2 separate regions of the Homo sapiens genome follow, and region 2 is linked to region 1. The links are chromatin loops, found by intact Hi-C in ENCODE. Cell type or tissue: CD14-positive monocyte. All regions are shown on one strand.

Evidence for each region. Peaks named below come from ENCODE experiments on the same cell type or tissue, not always from the same donor. Only the 100,000 strongest peaks of a DNase experiment are listed, where the experiment ranks them.
Region 2: it touches region 1 in a loop (10-fold over the local background); 20 of 110 quality-filtered maps call a loop at or near these places.

The regions. Positions count from the first base shown.
Region 1 is chr2:135,912,435-135,914,934 of GRCh38, forward strand. It overlaps DARS1 (aspartyl-tRNA synthetase 1), which reads right to left. Exons shown (of 16, transcript NM_001349.4): 12 at 2,035-2,077; 13 at 52-132. Among named protein-coding and RNA genes, the nearest start is that of MCM6, 37 kb to the left of the region's middle. In CD14-positive monocyte, CTCF peaks have their summits at 1,534 (motif pointing right) and 1,734; a DNase peak (open chromatin) is centred at 1,517; H3K27ac peaks cover 874 bases.
Region 2 is chr2:137,837,431-137,839,930 of GRCh38, forward strand. No RefSeq gene overlaps it. Among named protein-coding and RNA genes, the nearest start is that of HNMT, 130 kb to the right of the region's middle. In CD14-positive monocyte, CTCF peaks have their summits at 1,286 (motif pointing left) and 1,520; no DNase peak of the experiment used is centred here.

The DNA.
Region 1 (2,500 bases):
TAAAATTTCCCTTCTGCCTCAAAATGGGTTACTTAAAACCAAATTACTTACGGGATTTCTTGGGTCAGGCATGGTATAGAAAGGTCTTACAGCCAATGGATATTTATCAAGAATATAAAAATCTGTATCATACTATAAAAAGAATAAATGCAATTAAAATACATTTTTAAAAAGTAAAATGGCTAACATTTTGGTAATTAACTTTATACAAAAATTTTGGTTCTTCGTAATTACTCTAATTATATTGTATATACAATGAATATCTTGCTTTTTTCAGTAACATTTTTATCCTACAGCATTTTGCCATGGTGTCATAAATTCTTGCAATACCTAATTTTTAGGCATTACTTATTATCCATAGTTTTTAAATTTTTTTTTTTTAAGAGATGGGGTCTTGCTCTGTTGCTTAGGCTCGAGTGCATGATGAGATCATGGCTTAAGCAGGAGCCTGGCTAATTTTTAAAATTTTTTGTAGAGATGGAATCTCGCTATGTTTGCCCAGGCTGGTCTTGAACTCCTGGCCTCAAATGATCCTCCTACCTTGGCCTCCCAAAGTGCCAGAATTACAAGCATGAGCCACAGTGCCAGGCCTACGGTTTAAATATTCATTTTTTTCCTTTTTTTTTTTTTGAACATGTAAGCCCTTTCTAATTTCTCCCCCATTCTAAATTACACTTTGATAAACATCTTTGATTTTTACTTTTTTCTTTGTTATTCTAGTTCATCTAGTCATTCTGATGCATTTTATAATGAAAAAAATTATCTCAAATCCTTTTGATTGTTATAGAAACTATATTAAGTCCATGAATTATTTTGGGAAATTTGATGTATTTTACAATATCCATCATTGAAAAACATGGATTATCTTCCCAAGAATTTAAATTTTTATCTAGATATATACATGAGATTTTGGTAGTTTTCTTCAAATGAATGCTACAACTGAAAGAAATAAATGACATTAACTTGAAATTATGACTTTTTTTAGAGAATGCTTACTATGTGACCTAGATTTAATTAAAAATAAATAAATTACATTTGAGGGCCCGGCGCGGTGGCTCATGCCTGTAATCCCAGCACTTTGGGAGGCCAAGGTAGGTGAATCACCTGAGGTCAGGAGTTCGAGACCAGCCTGGCCTACATGGTGAAACCCTATCTCTACTAAAAACACAAAAAATTAGTTGGGTGTGGTGGTGGGCGCCTGTAATCCCAGCTACTCGGGAGGCTGAGGCAGGAGAATCGCTTGAACCCAGGGGGTGGAGGTTGTAGTCAGCCAAGATAGTGCCATTGCACTCCAGCCTGGGCAACAAGAGCGAAACTCCGTCTCAAAAAAAAAAAAAATTACATTCCAACAGTTTTTGACTTTCAACATTTTTGATAAAACTTGAGATGAGGATGTTAATAGCTGACAAACTGAAACTGGCTCTGCTGAAACAGCATTTTAAAGGTATAAACTGAATATTGTATGACTTCAGAAATATCAGTTCTCTAGTCTAACAGTTTCAACTGCCACCAGTAGGAGGAGCTCAAGGACTAATTTTCCTTTTCATTATATCATTATCTTAAAAATTTTAAAAAGATCATACTAAGTTTAGCTTTTATCCTCTTTGGAGTCTTGGTTTTAGAAAATGAGATTGGAAAGTAGCTATTACATAAGAGGGAGAGAGGAACCTCATTCATCTTGAAGTCTCATGAGACAGCAGGGGTACACAGGGAAGACCATTTCTAAATAATTTTCAAATAACTTGGAGGTCATTTCCAACTAATCCGACATAGGTATCACTTTTAGAGACACCTCAGAACAACTTCGTAAAAATATTAAATACTGAGTTAATCAGATCATCTGGGAGAAAGGCAGGCTGTCTGAATATTTCTCAATTTTCTAAGAAAAAAATTTTTTTAATGTTGTCCTTCTTCGGTTTTTATTTATTCCAGAATCATACCATTCTAGGAAGCTCAGACCCCTCTGCAATTGTTTTTAGTCCCAAGAGACATTTCAGAATTAGAAAAAGAAATCCAGCATATAAAGAGTCCTACCTTTTCCTTTACCAAATGACCCAACAGCTTTTCATTTGGTGTGCTGAAAAAGAAACGTGAAATCAGTGTTTGAAGATCAAATGGCAACTTAAAAACATTAATAAGGAACTTCTTCTATTTGAGTTTCTCAAGGGATTACAAAATTTGGCCAGAACACGCAGTTGTCTATTCTGCTCTTTTCTTAAAAGGCAAGTACTACTGAAAATCACTTATGAGTATACCTTGGTACAGTGACTCAGTGCTTAGTAGATGCTGCTCAAATATTTAATTAAAGCAATAAACAGAATATAGCAATTCATTGATTCAGAAATATCATGGATGAAGTAATTTCCTACAATTACACATAATAAAAGTTCGCTATACTAATATGGGCTAGTCTTGCCATGAAATAATCTTCCCTTTTTGGTACTCTTTATCAATGGTTTATGAAATAAAAATTAGTATTATCCAAGGTTTTAAAAGTGTT
Region 2 (2,500 bases), 1.9 Mb after region 1:
ACAGGAATTTTCTTGATATAAACCTGTACTAGTTTCCTAGAGTTACCATTTCAAAAGGCCACAAATTTGGTAGCTTAGCATGATAAGAATTTATAATATTTACTTAGAGTTGTGGCATACAGGATTCTGAAATTAGGGTGTTGGCAGAACCACGCACCTCCCAGAAGCTCTAGAGGGGAATCCTTCCCTGCCTCTTCAGGCTTCTGGCGGCTCGGGTGTTCCTGGGTTTGTGATCACGCCACTGCAATCTCTGCCCCTGTCTTCATATGGCCGAATCCTCTCTGTCACACATCTCCCTGTGCCTTTCTAAGGACACTGGCCATTGGATTTAGAACTCACCTGGATAATACAGGATGAGCTCATCTCAGGATTCTTAACTTCATTACGTCTTCAAATACCTTTTGTTTTCTTTTCTAAATTAGGTCACATTCACGGGTTCTATGTGGACATATTTTGGGAGGGCTTCCATTAACTCACTATGAAATTCTCATGCATTCATAAACTAAAGGCAGATGTAGGAAGAGGGAAGTGGTGAGCACTGGAGTCCCTGCTGTGACCTCCTGCCTGTGCGAAGGCCATGACTGTTAGTCCAACATTGCAGACCTCTCGAAACTTGGCAATGCTCCTCATAGGAGAGGAACTTCACGTGTCAAGGAGAGATGGGGAGGGGAGCAACTGCATTTGAGAACATGAAGAGAAGGTTATTGTGACACTTTGCAGGGAAGCTTTAGCCACATTGAAGCAGAGTAAAGAATAAATCTTCTCTCTTTACTTTTCAAGACCCATAATTTCCTCACAACCATACCTGGAGATTAGTTTAGGACCTAAAATCTAAATTGTATTATTTTTCCCTACCCAAAGGAGACACAGAGCTATTAATAATCGACTGCTTATTAAATCTTAAGTATTTTAATAATATTACTCCGTTTTACTTCATTTTTCTTTCCCTTGTAAGAAAAATAACATTCACACCCATTATATAAATGTGAACACTGAGGCCTTGTGATGTTAAGCAACTTGCCAGGATCTCATAGATAGGAATTAGAGGAGCTGAGACACATAGAGTCCATGCTCTTTCTAGCCCGGGAGTCCATCTAGAACAGTCCTGGCCCTCTAAGTTGACTGCCTTAACATGACTGAATTTCCTCCTTTTCTCCTGAAACAGCGGTAAAACATCCTTTAACAGCAGCCAGAGAAGCTTGGGCTGAGGGAATAGATTTTCCTTTTGCTTACACTGTACTGCCATCTAGTGGCTACATAGTTAATTACAAATAATACCTTTTCTGGTGTCTTCATTCTTTTTTTGGGGGGGGTATTGGTAATTAATTGATATTTAAATATTGCTTCTAAACATTGTGATTCTATAAAAATCTACATCAACTTCATTCCTTTGCTTCCATATATGCACGCACCGCTTCTCCTGTACACCTCTCCTACATATGTGTACCCCACTTGGTCATATTTTGTGTAGCAGATAAGTGAGTTAGGCCTACCTTCAGTGCTCAGAATATGACTTGAAACATCCAGAAATTAAAATTGTATGCAAACACACCACATGCTCCCCATCCTCCCTCCTCATGGAACTGTGCTCCTTCGGCATGATCTAAATAAAGCTTGTCCAACCTGTGGCCCACAGGCCATATGCGGCTTAGGACAGCTCTCAATGTGGCCAAATTCATAAAGTTTCTTAAAACATTGTAAGTATTTTTGCAATTTTTTAAGCTCATTAGCTATCGTTAGTGTTAGTATATTTTATGTGTGGCCCAAGACAATTCTTCCAATGTAACCCAGGGAAGCCAAAAGATTGGATACCCCTGGTAAATTGACAGAAATGTTAGGATAGACTTGCTTTTGATCATGTTTTTAGATCTGCATACACAATTTTTGTCCCACCAAAGATGACGTATGCACTAAGCCATGGCAGAACTGCCTCTGGTACTGATTGCCCAGCGCACGTGCTGGAATGAGATCACCCATTGAGGGATGTGTGCTGAGTGCCTCTGTGTACAAGTTGAGCGGAAGGAGGTCTCACCGCCCCATTATAAAATATACATTCTGAAGCTGCAAGACACCAACCAGTGCTAGTATTAATCATCTAATGTGGCTGTTGTAACAAATTACCACAAATTTAGTGGCTTAAAACAACGCACTTTTATTATCTTACTGTTCTGGAGGTCAGAAATTTAAAATAGGTTTCACGGGCCGAAAACCAAGGTGTCGGCATGCTGGTGTCTTCTGGAGGCTCTAGGGGAGCGTCTGTTCCCTCACCTCTTCCGGCCTCTGGAGGTTGTCTGCATTCTTTGGCTTAGGGCCCCTTCTTCTATCTTCAAAACCAGCAACATGGCTCCAGTCCTACTCACATTGCTATCTTTCTGGTTTGCTCTCTTTTGTCTTTCTCTTCTCCACTGAAAAACCCTTGCTGGTTATATTGAGACCACTTACAGTAATCCAGGATAAAGTCCCATCTGCCTATTTTAAGGGTAGCTGATTAACAACCCTA